2 separate regions of the Homo sapiens genome follow, and region 1 is linked to region 2. Evidence: chromatin loops called from intact Hi-C (ENCODE). Cell type or tissue: heart left ventricle. All regions are shown on one strand.

Evidence for each region. Hi-C counts contacts between places; a loop is a spot of excess contacts. Peaks named below come from ENCODE experiments on the same cell type or tissue, not always from the same donor. Only the 100,000 strongest peaks of a DNase experiment are listed, where the experiment ranks them.
Region 1: a loop joins it to region 2, with 5 times the contacts of the local background. A loop is called at or near these places in 89 of 110 quality-filtered maps.

Annotation. Positions count from the first base shown.
Region 1 is chr1:174,971,333-174,979,332 of GRCh38, forward strand. RABGAP1L (RAB GTPase activating protein 1 like) reads left to right here. Exons shown (of 26, transcript NM_001366446.1): 22 at 4,746-4,850; 23 at 7,475-7,558. Among named protein-coding and RNA genes, the nearest start is that of RABGAP1L-AS1, 21 kb to the left of the region's middle. In heart left ventricle, no CTCF peak of the experiment used is centred here; a DNase peak (open chromatin) is centred at 3,519.
Region 2 is chr1:174,766,223-174,774,222 of GRCh38, forward strand. The region is part of intron 18 of RABGAP1L (RAB GTPase activating protein 1 like); the gene reads left to right. Among named protein-coding and RNA genes, the nearest start is that of RABGAP1L-AS1, 180 kb to the right of the region's middle. In heart left ventricle, a CTCF peak has its summit at 3,932 (motif pointing right); no DNase peak of the experiment used is centred here.

The DNA.
Region 1 (8,000 bases), 210 kb after region 2:
CACCAAGAGAACCCTTTATGTGAGTCAGTCTGGAGTGACTGCCATTATAGGTATTCCTGAAGTAATTGATTATTGAGTACCAGGGTAGCTCATGATGTGAGTGCTAGAACAGCCCCTGAAGAAAAGGTTCCATCAGACCTTCATTCTTCCTCTGCCTTCTCTCTTCCCTCCTTGACTCTCTTTCCCTCTCTTTTAAGAAAAGTAAATATGACCTGGACCCTCCCTTTGGGAGCTTTTTATCTAGATGAAAGAATCTAGATGAAAGAATAAAAACTGCTGTTTCATGCATATTTCCTCCTAACTTCTGATTTTGCAGTTTCCTCCTCATTGGGGTTTATTTGCTTACCAAAAAGCTGTCCCTGCAGTTGAAGTGACCTGCCCCACCAGTCTTCTAGGAAGGGCCCTAGCCTGAGAGTGAAAAGTACTGGCTTTGCAGGCCTTCACCTAGTTTGCCCAGTACTTTCCCATTCCCAGTTCATGAAAATCAGATCTCTTAATTAAAATAGCAAAACACTGGCAAACTTTAAACAAATATAAAAGTAGATTGTATTTAAGACAATATGTAAGCAAACAAACACTAATTAGGAAATTAGGTTCTTTGCAAAAATAAATCATTTCTTACTCTGACCATTTTAGTGCTAATTTCAGGCTTCCTGGGCACCAAAGGCTCTTCAGCTTTTCCCTCTGGCAGAGCCTTCCTCTCTTGAGAACTCGCCCTCTCTCGGATTCCTTAAATAAAGATTTCTCAGTGATTAGAAGTGAAAAAAAGGTGCAACATCTCCATTTCAGTTTCTGTTTGCTATCTGCTTTCAGGCCTTTCCTGTCCTTCCCTATTTGCAAGGAACAAAAGAGAAGAGACATGATTAGTACTGTCCTGCTGAGGACCAGGGGTCTAGGTTCCCTCTCACCATAGCAAGTTCTGTTAGACCAGAAGCTACATGGACTAAGTGGAAAATTATTTTGTTTTATTTTAAGTTGAACAACTGGCCTGGTTAGTTCTTTCAGAAATCATTTATCAGAGATCCTCATTTCTGATATTAGGGCTGAGTCTTTTCTGAGGTTATTGGTTGATTCATGATTAAATCACACATTGCAATGCTTGTTTCTCTCATACATATATAGCAGAAGCCTTAGATTGCAATTAGAACTTTCAGTATCAATGAGACATTATAAGATATTGTTAAGTATTTAGACTTGATAATGACAGTGTTTCAATCTTATCAAATTATGGTGAAGGCTGTCTGGTGCAGTGGCTCACGCCTGTAATCCTAGCACTTTGGGAGGCCGAGGCAGGTGGATTGCCTGAGCTTAGGAGTTCGAGACCAGCCTGGGGAACACGGTGAAACCGAGTCTCTATTAAAAATACAAAAAATTAGCCAGGTGTGGCGGCATGCGCCCGTAATCCCAGCTACTAGGGAGGCTGAGACAGGAGAATCTCTTGAACCTGGGAGGTGGAGGTTGCAGTGAGCCAAGATCGCACCATTGTACTCCAGCCTGGGTGACAGAGCGAGACTCTGTCTCAAAAAAAAAAAAAAAAAAAAAAAAATTATGGTGAAGGCTTTATAATTTGGGCTCAAAGGTAGAATTTGAAAGGCTTTATAATTTGGGCTCAAAGGTAGAATTTGTGTTTAGCATTTCATTCATTAACATTAAAATTAATTCCTACTTAAGTGAGGTATAGTGGTTGGCTGTACAAAAATTCAAAAGACCACTGTTAGAGGGATACTCAAGTTATTTCAGATCTGGCCCTACTTTGATGAACAGAACAATTGCTCCTACTTTTCTGTTTAACATAAGAGGAGAAACTGTGAATTAAGCTTCCTGGAAAACTGGACTCTTCCCTATAGGACCCACAACAATTGCTGCAGATGTTGTATATGGTAACAGTAGAAATAAGTGAAGTTGCCTTAATCTTGACCTAATGAAGACTGTTCAGCAGAAAATGTGCAAATAAAAATAATAGGTCTTCTTAGCATAAACATTTAGGTGTTTTTGAAAAAAATTCCTCGGGGAAGTGTTTTTCCCCCTTTTCTTTTCTTTTTCTTTCATTTCTTTTTTTTTTTTTTTTCTTTGAGACAGTCTAGCCCTGTAGTCCAGGCTGGAGTGCAATAGTGCGATCTTGGCTCACTGCAACCTCTATCTCCTGGTTTCGAGCAATTCTCCTGCCTCTGTCTCCTGAGTAGCTGGAATTACAGGTGCCCAAAACCATGCCTGGCTGATTTTTGTATTTTTAATAGAGACGGGGTTTCACCATGTTGGCCAGGCTGATCCCGAACTCCTGGCTTCAGGTGACCCACCCACCTCAGCCTCCCAAAGTGCTGGGATTACAGGCGTGAGCCACCGCGCCTGGCCAGCATTTACTTTAAAACATTTTCATAAAATGTTAAAATTTTAGATGGCTCTCCAAGAGACCAAACTGAAAAAAAAACATTTATTTCAGTATCATGATGAACATTATGAAAGGATCAGTCTGTTCACAAAGTGGAAATTGCTGTGGGTCCTGTAAGAGGAAGGCTTAGTTGCAGTCTTCTTTATTAGCAGGGCTCAAACATTCTGGGGTAGAACTTGAACCAGTGGGCTGCAGTTACAGGGAGAGAGTTGGTTCAGTTTTTAAGAACACTGAAATGAGCAGTACAATTGTTTTTTGTTTTTTTTTTTTTTTTTTTTTTTTTTTGAGACGGAGTCTCGCTCTGTCGCCCAGGCTGGAATGCAGTGGCAAGATCTCGGCTCACTGCAAGCTCCGCCTCCTGGTTTCACGCCATTCTCCTGCCTCAGCCTCCTGAGTAGCTGGGACTACAGGCACCTGCCACCATGCCCGGCTAATTTTTTTTGTATTTTTAGTAGAGACAGGGTTTCACCGTGTTAGCCAGGATGGCCTCGATCTCCTGACCTCGTGATCAGCCTGCCTCGGCCTCCCAGGGTGCTGGGATTACAGATGTGAGCCACCGCACCCGGCTGTACAGCTGCTCTCAAAGTGCCACTCTGTGCCTATCTGTCAGAGACTTTGGGGAGGGTCTCCCTGCTTTGTGAGTAACCTCAGTCAGTCATCTGGCTTGGGGCTCTAGAATGGAAGCTTTGTGCTTCCATGGTTTATTTATTTTTCTCTTTTTGTTTTCTTTTAAAATGCCGTACTTTATGCCACATCCTTTCATGATGTACATCAGGTGACTTACAACTTATGAAAACTTGACTTGCAGTGTTCATATTGCATTCTCAAGGTCTACCTCTCATTTTAGTTGTTAATTTGCTGTTAGATTTTCCCCCCTAAAATCTAATGCATCAGAGCAATTTTTAGAGTCTTAAAGACTTTTAAGGGACTTTTTCGCCTTAACTACCCAACGGTTTCAAATGATCTGCAAACAAAGCTCTAACCACTGGGCTATGAGCCATCAGGAGCCAGAAGACAGGGCAAGCAGAGCAGCTGGAATGCAGTTTCTCTACAGTCACCAGCAGACTGTGCTGGCCTGGCCATCTGGACATGCAGGAGATATGGCAGAAAACAGACAGAAGGCCGCTTGGCCAGTCCTCAGCAGACTGGGCTGGCCTGGCCCATCTGGACATGTGGGAGATATGGCAGAAGACGGACAGAAGGCCACCTGGCCAGTTTTCACCATTATTTGGATAACATTTTGCTGCTGTCAGCCAGGGATAGCTTCTTCACATAATCACCTCTCCTCTGTGTCTGGGTTCTCTCTGCTGAACTCATCCTGTGGCCTTCTGCCATCTCCACTGCATGCAGTCTGCATCTGCAATGATTTAGCCACACCTCTTCATTCACCAAGTACTTAGGGAGCACCTATTCTGTACTTGGCATTGGGCTTGGTGCTTGGGATAGAGTGATGAGCAAAAGAGATATAGTTCTTGTCTCCTGGAGCTTAAAGCCTAGTGGGCAAGACAAATAAATCCCATGTGTAAGTTGTCATTACAGTCCTATTAAGGGAAATATGAGAGATTTAGATAGGGGAGCTAACTTAGATGAGGGTGAGTGGGCCAGGGCTGAGGGCATGCTTCATTGCCATGTGAACTTGAAGCCGAGGCCTAAAAGGTGAGAGCCTGACGTGTTAAATAGACATCATCATTCTAGAAATATGATCTTTTCTTCCTGGGTTCCTGGTCCATATTTCCATTTTCTTCATGGCTCTCTCTATCATGGGTTTTTGGTCTTGATTTCTCCTTACTAGACTCACTGCCCTGTGTGAGTGGCCATGTGGGCAGGTTTACCTCAGCTAGTCTTTGAATTTGCCACCTAACTGTTGTCCTCAGACCACCCTGTCTGCTCCCCTCTCTGAGTCAACCCCCATTCTCCACCAGTTGGAAGTTTCTGTGTGAGGCTCTACCCCTTCATCAGATCCATCTACACAGAGTGAGTGCTGCTGTAACATCTAAAAATCTGTAAGAAGCATTTAGAAGGAGGATGGACTTTGATGTTATTCAAATCTGAATTCAGATCATGACTCTATTAGATGTGTGACCCCAGACAGTTTGTTGGATCTTTCCAAACCTCACTGTCATAATCTGTAAAATTATTGTTGGTGTGTGGATTAGAAATAATGTGTGCCAACTAGATGGCACATAGTTGGCATTCAGTGAAAGCAGCCATCGCTTGGTTGAGCTAGGAGGGAAAATAATGACTTGCAATAATTTTGGAACAGCAACTGAAGATTGGGTTTGGAGAAGATTTCCACACACTTTCTTTACCCTCTGTATGACTGTGATGTATGACTGTGATGCACCATGATTTGCAGGCAGAAGACAAGGCAGATGTGTTGAATAAAGAGCTCCTTTTGACCAAACAGAGGCTGGTGGAGACTGAAGAGGAGAAGAGGAAGCAAGAGGAAGAGACTGCCCAGGTAAAAGGAATAATATGTAGGCTTTTCTTTACAAAGGTATGTTGGTAGGGAATTAACACTATAAAAAAGAAGGAAAATTAAATTTCTTCTAAATCAAAGGTGATGTTAAAGCAGTAATGTAAGTAGTTGAGTGTACTTACTCAACATTTTTGTTCAACATTTCTGACATTTTTTTTTTGAAGGGTGTTAAAAGAGGAGGCAGTATTTCTACCCTTGAACAGCTTTTAGGAATTTGCCTTTACTGAGATATTTAGCAAGAGTGTTGAGTTTTCTCTAAGTTTAGTAACTTGGAATTATGATCCAAGAGCTTTGACAAATCTGCAAATTTTGTGTTGTATCTCCAAGATAATTGACTTCTCTGAAGTAGTTTATGAGCATTGTTAAACCGAAAGCCTACAGAGATCTCTGCTGGGAGTTGCCACACAGCCCCTGCCGCAATCAGTCACACTTCATTTTCCTGATTCACACCTTAAGCAGCATCAGTATTCCTGGCTAAGCTTTCAAACCTATTTCCTGGGGGAATATAAAGAAACATTTTGGGAACCAGCCTTGAAGTTAGCACCCTACACTCTTCATGGGAGCTGTAAGGCTAATTAGCCAGAAAATGCCACCAGTGCAAAGCAGTATAGGATAGGGGCAGAGAGGCCTATGGGCCCAAGGAATTGGAGCTTTCCGCTTCCCCAAGGAAGAACATGCTGCTTCATCAGTGTTTTCTACCCCTGTCAGTCCCAGCCAGGGGCCTGACACAGATTAGATTATGAGTCAGAGTTTCATCACAAACAATTGAAGTCTTCTGCCAAGAGTGTGTTTGAATTTTACTAATGTAGCTAACTTATAAAGTGAGGAAGCATCTCAAATCGTGATTAGCTTATTTTAATGAGTTTCATTCTGAGACATCAGTAATACTAAACTTAAAGCACAGCATAAAGCATTTCAAGGATCTACATCCAAGCAACCAGAAAAAAAGTTCCACTAAAGTTACATGTGGAGGAATGTGTCATTTAGCACCTTCCAGACTTTATAAAAAGTGTTCCATGGTTTCTTTTTCCTTGGAATCTGATTTAATGAGTCTTTGGCATTTACAGCGGCCCAGGATATATATTTCTTACCTACTCAAAAATTTTCAGGGGCTGATTACCCAGTTTTAGATTATTTAGGCTCCTTAATGGGTTTTGTTTTTTCTTTACTTCCTGCCATCTTTGGGCCACTTAAGCTACTCTAGATGAGGCATAAGGCTCTTGGCAAGTAAATTTAACCCAGGTTCTACCTGCTCCGTGGTTCCATAGACATATATACTAGCCTGTAAGCAATTGATACCTAAAATGGGAAGGAATATGACACTTGAATACTCACCTAGTATGTTGCAAGAACAATGCAAGATGCTTTGCACCCTTCCTCCCCTCCATGTGCATCTGTGTGTGTGTAACTGTTTTAATCATTATGGTACCCTTGTAAAATAGGGATTATTCTCATTTTCAGATGAGGAAACTATGGCTTAGATAAATTTAGTGACCCTTGCTCAAAGACTCTCAGCCAGCCAAGTCTGTCCTAACATCTATGGGGCCTTATCGTGGAAGGCGAGAAGGTTATTGTTTATGTCCTTAAATTATGTCAGATAGAGAATAAAGATCAATATAAACAACTGAGTGTAGATCACTATAACTTACCAATTGCTTTTAGAATTTTAGAATCTAACAGATATGAAGAAATTCAGAAATCTAATGAGTGCTATTATAAATTGCAATAATTTATGAACTAGCAATTACAGAGTATACGCCATTAATAATTTGGGATGCTTTAGTGCAGAACGCATCTCTTTATTCTGATTATGTACTTAAAGTTTAAGCAGAGTTGTTTTTTGTTTGTTTCATTACTTGTTTGTTCAACAACTTGCAGAATTTAATTCTTTCCTTTGTATCTGGTAGCACCTGAGCTTTTCCATCACCTTAATTTTCCCCTATACCTAGAATTCTAGAGCTGCTGGGCCACAAAAATAACTGTGGTTATAACTATAGCATTCATAATTTAACATTTCAGTGACTGTAACAGGTACCTGCCATTATGTGTCACTTTAGCTCCTTCTAAAGTCAGTTTCTTTAGTCCCTGAATCTCCTGTCCTTCTCAAAACTCTTATCTTCCCCCGTCTTTTCTAACTCTAGTCCCCAAAGCCTCTTGTTTCTGCCTCCAGAGAGGTAACAGCAGTAAAGGTAGACTATAAATAAGGAGGCCTACAATGATTTTTTTCAGTAATTTATAACATCAAGAGTAACAAATTTAGCATGCAGTATTGCCTTGATGTTTTGTTTTAGACTCTTATAAGGATAAAGATAGCTTCTGAATGGATACTTATTTAGCAATATGTTTAGAAGTAGCAAGCATAAGCAATTTTATAATGGTGTTGTTCATATGTCTCATATTTTACAGAAAAGAAAGTAAGGTTTCTGCATCTCTGGAGATGATTGACTTTTTCAGATTATCAAGATGCAGCTTCCATGAAGATAATTTATATAGTTAACATTGTTACCATTGTTACTGACTATGAATCAGACAGACTTGAATATAGATGTTTGTGAAAATTTAAGATTTTGGCTAAATCCTGATATTTCTCATTCTATTCTTTCTAGCTAAAAGAAGTCTTCAGGAAACAGCTAGAGAAGGCAGAATATGAAATAAAGAAGACTACAGCTATCATTGCTGAGTATAAACAGGTAATGTACTTCTGTGGCACATAGAGCTAGTTATAGTTTGCTGCTATAAAAGTAATTTTTTTTTTTTTGCTTGAGGCCAGGAGTTTGAGACTAGCCTGAGCAACATAGCAGGACCCCATATCTACAAGGAAAAAAAATTTTTTAGTTAGCCAGGCACAGTGGCATGTGCCGGTAGTCCCAGCTACCCGGGAGGCTGAGGCAGGAGGATCAGTTGTACCCAGGAGTTTGAGGCTGCAGTGAACTATGATTGCACCACTGTACTCCAGCCTGGGCAACAGAGCAAGACCCTGTCTCTAAAAAAATAAAAATAAAAAAGTAATTATTTTGTTGTTGTTTTTCTTTGGGGGAAGAAATATTTTTGTTTTTAAAGTTTCCAGAATAGTTTTCCAGATTTATTAAATTTGGTGACTCACTGTCTCCTTTGAAGCAGACACTGGTTGGA
Region 2 (8,000 bases):
AAAATAAATCACTGTTGTTAAGCCACCCAGTCTGATTCCTTTTTATGACAGCCCTAGCATACCATACACTAGGGGTACACCTTCATCCTTTAGCACATGGCTATCTACTTGTCCCCATACCATTTGTTGAAAAGACTCTTCTTTCTCCTTTGGATGGTCTTGGCATCCTTGTCAAAAATCAGTTGACCATGGACAGTTTTATTTCTGGAGTCTCTATTCCCTTATCTGTGTGTCTGTTCTTACACCAGTACCACAGTCTTGATTACTCTAGCTTTGTAATAAGTTTTGAGATAAGGAAGTGTGCATTCTCCAGTTTTGTTCTTCTCTTTCAAGATTGTTTTGGCTATTCCAGGTCCCTTGCATTTTCATATGAATTTTAGGATCAGTTTGTCAGTTTCTGCCAAAAAGGCAATAGGATTTTAATAGGGATTGCTTTGAATCTCTGTATCCATTGAGGAGTAATGCCATCTGAATGTAAACCAAAAATGAAATCCTAAGCCCCCTGACCATTCTTTTACCTCAGTCCCTTGACAAGGGCATCTCAGAGGTAACCTGAAAAAACAAATTCAGCCCATGATGGGGGAAGGTGGGAGTCTGACATGCCTCATTATGCCATCTTCCCTTTTGGAATCACCAATAGAACAGACTTGTTAAGTCTGTTAAACATTTACAATCTATTCTCTCCAAGCCTGCTATCTGGAGGCTTCACCTGCATGATAAAACCATGGTATCCACAACCCCTTATCTTAACCCAGACATTCCTAAGTGTTTAGACAACAACTTAACTTTTTCAACCAATTGCCAATAAGAAAATCTTTGAATCTACCTGTGACCCGGAAGCTCCCACTTCCCCGTTGTTTCACCTTTCTGGACCAAACCAATGTACATCTTCCATGGATTTGATTGATGTCTCATGTCTTCCTAAAATGTATAAAACTAAGCTGTTCTCCGACCACCTTGGGCACATGTTTTCATGATCTGAGGGCTGTGTCATGGGCCATTGGTCATTTATATTTGGCTCAGCATAAACCTCTTCAAATATTTTACAGAGCTTGACTCTTCATCGACATTAACAATATTGAGACTTTTGATCCATGAACATGAGGTTTTTTCACATTTATTTAGGTCTTATTTAATTTTTTTTGATGATACTTTGTGGTTTTTAGCATACAAAAGTCTTAAAGCACTTGAAAAAATTTAATTCTAACTTTTATTCTGCTTGATGCTATTGTGAATTGAATTGTTTGTTAATTTCATTTTCACTGCGTCCTCATTACTGGTATCCAAAAATACAACTGACTTTCCTTTTTTTTTTTTTTGAGACGGAGTCTCACCCTGTCACCCAGGCTGTAGTGCAGTGGCGCAATCTCGGCTCACTGCAAGCTCCGCCTCCCAGGTTAAATAGAACCAACTTATCTATATTGATCTTATAACCTGCAACCTTGTTGAACTCATTTTCAGCTTTAATATTCATGTATGTGTATTGTGTGTTTCCCAAGATTTTTGAAATACAAGATGTCATTGTATTAGTATGTTTTCATGCAGCTGATAAAGACATACCCGAGACTGGGCAATTTACAAAAAAAAGGGGTTTATTGGACTTACAGTTCCATGTGGCTGGGGAGGCCTCACAATCATGCCTGAAGGTGAAAGGCACATCTCACGCGGCTGTGGCAAGAGAGAGAATGAGAGCAAAGTGAAACAAGTTTCCCCTTATTAAAACATCAGATTTCGTGAGACTTATTCACTACCACAAGAACAGTATGGAGGAAACCACCCCCATGATTCGGTTATCTCCACCTGGTCCCTCCCACAACACATGGGAATTATGCGAGTACAATTCAAGATGAGATTTGGGTGGGGACACAAAGCCAAATTGTATCAGTCATCTTGTAGACATATTTTTACTTCTTCCTTTCTGATTTGGATGCATTTTCTTTCTTTTTCTTGCCTAATTCCTCTGACTAAAACCTCCAGTACTGGCAGAATAGGTAACTAGGCAGACATGAACAGGACAGGAGAGGGCCCTCCTCCCCAGGAATGTCAGGTGACCATCAGGTAATGGTCATGCAGTTGTTAAACTATCTAACATAATGGTTGTAGCTTGCGCCAGGGAAAGGCTGTCTCCCAATAGATAGAAACCACCTGAAGCTGGTGATCAGCAGCTTCTTAATAAGATCTCAGGATTTTGCGAGTAGGCTCAAGCATGCCCACCAGGAGGCAAACTGGTGGAGTTTAACAGGTATATGACCCTCCTCTGGGAACACTAGTCAACTGGTAAGGGAAAAATACCTCAAATGAACATGCACACAACTTCAGTAAACACACTGTACATGCGGCCCCACCCCAGGGCTAGCAGGCCACTGTGCATGTGGACAGCCCACCCCAAGGGAAGAATCAGGGGAGAAGAAACACAAACCCTGGAATCATGCCAATGTATAAAACCCTAAGTCAAGGGTCAGACAGTATACTTGAATCTCTCAAGTTGCCTGCTTGGCTCACTTCCAAGAATACTTTACTTCCTTTCATTCCTGCTCTAAAAGTTTTTAATAAATTCTCACTCCTGCTCAAAAACTTGCCTTAATCTCTCACTCTGCCTTATGCCCTCTTGGACAAATTCTTTTTATTGAGGAGGCAAGAATCTCGAGTTGCTGCAGACCTGTACAGATTCACTGCTAACAGTACAATGTTGAATGGAAGTGGCAAGAGTAATTATCTTTGTCTTGTTCCTGATCTCTTTTACCCTCTATCAGAAAAGTTTTTTTTTTCCTTAGAACTTCATTTCTGGATTACTACTGTCACCACCATTGTCACTGTAACCACCTGACAGGTGCTTCCTGCCCACTGCACAAACAAAATCAATTCATGGAGCATTGCAGTAAAGAAAGAGGTTAATTGATATGAAGACAGCCACACTTTGCAGGTGATGGAATTATTACTCAAATCAGTCTCATTGAAGGTTAGGGATTTTCCCAAGGTAGTTTGGAAGAAGGGGTGGAGGTGGCTAGACAATGGATACTTGCTGCTGATTGGTTGGGGGCACAATCATAGGGGTGTGGAAAACGGTCATCTTGTGCGCTGAGTTGCTTCTGGGTGGGGCCACAGGAGCAGTTGGTGGGTCCAGGTGGAGCCATTGGTGTCATGCAAAAAACCTGAAAAGATATCCCAAAAGGCCATTCTTAGGTTCTATAATAGTGATGTTATCTACAGGAGTAATTGGGAAAGTTGCATATCTTGTGACCTCCAGAATAATGGCTGACAATCACGTCCACACCATAGAAGAATTCAAGCTCCTCTATCCCCCTAGCCTGGTGGTCTCTCATTAGCTTTACAAGGTCGGTTGAGTTTTGGGGAAAGGCTATTATCATTTAAACTATAAACTAAATGTTTCCCAAAGTTAGCTTGGCTTAAGCCCAGGAATAATGAATGGCAGCTTGAAGGCTAAAGCCAGGAGGGGAGTTGGCTAGATGAGATCAAGAAGTTAGCCGGGCATGGTGGTGGGCGCCTGTAGTCCCAGCGACTCCAGAGGCTGAGCCAGGAGAATGGTGTGAACCCAGGAGGCAGAGCTTGCAGTGAGCCGAGATCACGCCACTGCACTCCAGCCTGGGCGACAGAGCAAGACTCCGTCTCAAAAAAAAAAGAAAGAAAAGCAAAAGACCTTGAAACTGGAAAATGGATTTCAGTTCTCCCTAGTCTTTGATGTACCAACTTGGGTTAAAAGTTCTTGTTTCTGTGTTTGAAGATAGTGACTTAAGGAAGAACTGAAGTTGGGAATGTAGTTTCTGTAGTTAATATTCATGTTACAAAAATAGAAGTCTAAACACCTGAAAAAAAGAATGAAACAACTCATAAACTTTTTTTTTGGATTTGCAATGATTTTGTACATTCCATTAGTTTTGTAACTTTCATGAAGGAATGCCTATTGTCCTGTTGGTGGCAGTAAAACACCACTCCTGGATCATTTGTTACTTGAATATTTCATTTGTTTGTTTTTAACTTTCTCTAGTGCATCTTCAGTTTGATGATAGGTTAGTTTCAAGATGCTATCTAGTAAATGCTAAAACAAACCAACAAACACAAATACTGGGCTTCTAATTAGGATACTCAAGGAATTTTAAAGTTTTAAAGTTTCAGAAATAATACATTTTATGAAACAGGGATCTGTATCAGGAAAAAATGTATATCATCACAGTACCATGCACATATTATATAATACCTTAAATTTGTTGAAGCAATTTCTCATTACTTATTTCTCATGAAACAATCCAAAATATCAAGAAGGGAAGACAGTTGAATAAACACACCATTTCCAAGTAGTCAGTGATTAAATTGAACTTAATGTACCCTAAGAAATACAAGCTCCCTTGACAGAGAACAAACAGAACAAAAAAATCCAGTTTCCTCCTTGTTCTATTTTTGTGAGCAAAATAAGTACTCATTTAAGCTTCCATCCCTTTTACTTAAAAATCCCTCTCTGTCTTCATCCTCTTCTGCTTTGCTCTTGTCTTTAATGAAGGTCTGTTCTGCCCCCATTCCAAGGCTAACTTCCTCACTATGTCCTTGATCCCATCTTTCCTGTCTCTCTTTGGAGAAGCCTGTGATGGTTAGTTAGTTCACTTATTCAACAGATATTCACTATTGACAGTCCCTGGGTTAGATGTCAGGGGATACAGAGATGACATTCTGTGTCCTGAAGTTGTCACATCTAATAGGGGAGGCACACAGACATAAGAATTCAGTGTGTTTGATCCTGGGGTTTAAAAGGGATCTTTGGGAGCCTAAAGGCAGAATGCCAAATTCATTCTGGGAAACTAGTAAACATTTTCCAAAGGTGGCATCTAACCTGAGAATAGGACATGAGGGTGAGAGTGAACAGCATGTAGAAGAGGAATGAGGAAGAATGGCTGAGGCAAGTCCTTTGCCATGGCACATTTGAGGGGGATGCGCAGGATACGATTCTGAGGGGCTTTAATTACATTTCTGCCATCAATTTATTGTGGAATTTTAATCAAATCATCTAACCTTTTAACACTTAATTTCCTAACTTATAAAATAAAGAGACAGGGAAGCATGCTCTAAATTTATGTCATGCCAGCTGTGTCAATCTGTGCTATAGGTGTGTGTATATGTGTGTATGTTTGTATGTCTTATATAACCATTTCAGTCCTTTAATGAGTAGATAAGAATCTTTGTATAATTTGCATGTTTGTTGTTTAAGTGCTTGGCTAAATTTATCTTTGCCTCTTTTACAAAAAAAAAAGTGTTTACAGAACAATATAATAAAATTAGGAGCAAAGGAATATTTTATTTGTTATACTTCAAGATGAATACCACCAAAATGTTTTCATTTCAACTTAAAAATCTCTTTATAACCATACTTGAATATAAACAACCCATTTGTTCTACATTAGTGAAATGTTAGTGTGTGTATTTTCTAGCACTCACACCTCTGCACTGTGATCATTCTATCAGGTATTTCTAGATATCCAAGCAATGTGTTGGATCTATGTAAAAAAAATCTGACAGCTACCATCAATAACAATATAATTGTGTAGCATTTAAACAGTTTGTAATGAGCTCTCAAATGCATTTTTTAAATGTTTAATAAATAAAATTAATAGTAAGACACCTATCATTTATTGAGCACTTAAAATGTATCTGATGCTGTGCTAAGCACTTTAAAACTAATCTTCACGGCCGGGCACATTGGCCCACGCCTATAATCCCAGCACTTTGGAAGGCCGAGGCAGGTGGATCACGAGGTCAGAAGTTCAAGACCAGCCTGGCCAAGATGGTGAAACCCCATCTCTACTAAAAATACAAAAAATTAGCCGGGCCTGGTGGTGGGTGCCTGTAATCCCAGCTACTCGAGAGGCTGAGGCAAAGAATTGCTTGAAGCCGGGAGGCAGAGGTTGCAGTGAGCTGAGATCACGCCACTGCACTACAGCCTGGACGACAGAGTCAGACTGTCTCAAAAAAAAACAAAAAACAAAACAAAAAAAAATAACTAATCTTCACTACCTTTAATTTTGTTTATTGTAGTATAATATACGTAACATAAAATGTACAATTTTGGTCAGGGCAGTGGCTCAGGCCTGTAATCCCAGCACTTTGGGAGGCCAAGGTGGGTGGATCACCTGAGGTCAGGAGTTCGAGATCACCCTGGCCAACATGGAGAAACCCCATTTCTACTAAAAATACAAAATTAGCGGGTGTTGTGGCGTGTGCCTGGCTACTCAGGAGACTGAGATGGGAGAATCGCTTGAACCCGGGAGGCGGAGCTTGTGGTGAGCTGAGATCGCACCACTGCACTCCAGCCTGGGCAACAGAGCAAGACTCCATCTCAAAAAAAAAAAAAAAAAAAAAAAAAGTACAGTTTTAACCATTCCTAAGTACACAGTTCAGTGACATTAGGTAAATTGACATTGTTGTGCAACTATCACCACCATCCATCTCCAGATCTTTTTTTCATCTTGCAAAACTGAAACTCTTGCACCTGTTAAATAGTAACTCCCCATTCCTTTCTCCCCTTAGCCCCTGGCAGTCACCATTCTGCTTTCTGTCTCTATGAATTTGGCTACTCTAGGTACCTCATGTAAGTGGAATTATATCGTATTTGTCTTATCTCTGGCATATTTCACTTAGCATAGTGTATGACCCTTAATTTTTTTACTGACATTAATTAAAAGAAATCCTAATTTTAACAATAATTCTATTACTGTTAATATTGTATTACTATTTTATCAGTGATTCTATTACTGTTAATACTGTATTGACTTGTTGGTATGAATCAATATGCTCATTTTACAGATTAGGAAACTAAGACTTATAAAAAGTTAAAAAACTTGGTTAAAGTCATTCAGTTAGGCAAATGACATACCACAATCACAACTAGGCCTGTCTTACTACAGAGGCAGTGTTCTTAACTTCTAAGCTATGGGGTGTGTGTGTGTGTGTGTGTTTATTTTAAACCTTACAATTGCTCTGTGAACAAGAGATTATATCCTACTTGATACTCAAATCCCAGGCATGGCGACATATGCCTGTAATCCTAGCTACTTGGAAGGCTAAGGTGGAAAGATCACTTGAGCCCATGAGTGCAAGACTAATCTGAACAACATAGTGAGACCCGTTATCTAAAAAGTAATAAACAAATAAATAAATAAAAGCCAGGTGGCTCTCACTAAAAATTCCATGCCTTTTTACGTTATACAGCAGGAGACCCTTAAATTATAGTGAAATCAGTCTCCATTCCACAAATCTATGTTGACATCATACTATGAGTGAAAACAGGTTTTTTAATTCAAGTTGTTTGAATTAAGCATATTCTATTGTATGTTCAAAGATAGTTGTCCCAATTTAAAAATGTCCTTGGTTGAATAGGATAGAAGCAGAGCCAGAGCAACCAAGAGCCATTGCTATATGAACAAATAATTGAATTTAGGCTAATGAAAATGAACTCACTGTCAAAAATCATCATGAAATTAAAATATTCTCTGCTCTTGACTGGCTGGAATAATATTTGATTCCTGAGTTCTGCCTTTCCACTTATTCTGTCATAATCTTTGAGATATATGAAGTCATCCCTGAATACTGTTTAATGCTCTGGTTAAACTCCATTTCACTCTGACCAATCAGAGTATGTGAGCTGATCATAAGGAGCTATTATCAAGAGACTTGTCAGAGGATTCACTGCCCAATATGTTTTTATGACCCTTTTTATCTGTAAGAGTTGCTGGTATTGCTTTTTAGAATGAAATAGACTAATTTTGTCCATTACAGTGTTGATAGTTTGATAACTCACTGTGGGAATCAATTGATCTTATCAGAATAATATAACCAGTAGAGGAAATGTAACTGAAGCATATACAGTTTTATTTAATATATTGTTTATGCAGGTTGAGAAAAGGCTGAAATATGCTCCTTTTGCTAGAAATGTAATAACTAAAACGCCCATAGCCTTGATCTTTTTTATCTTTTATTGCTTTTCCTTGACTAAG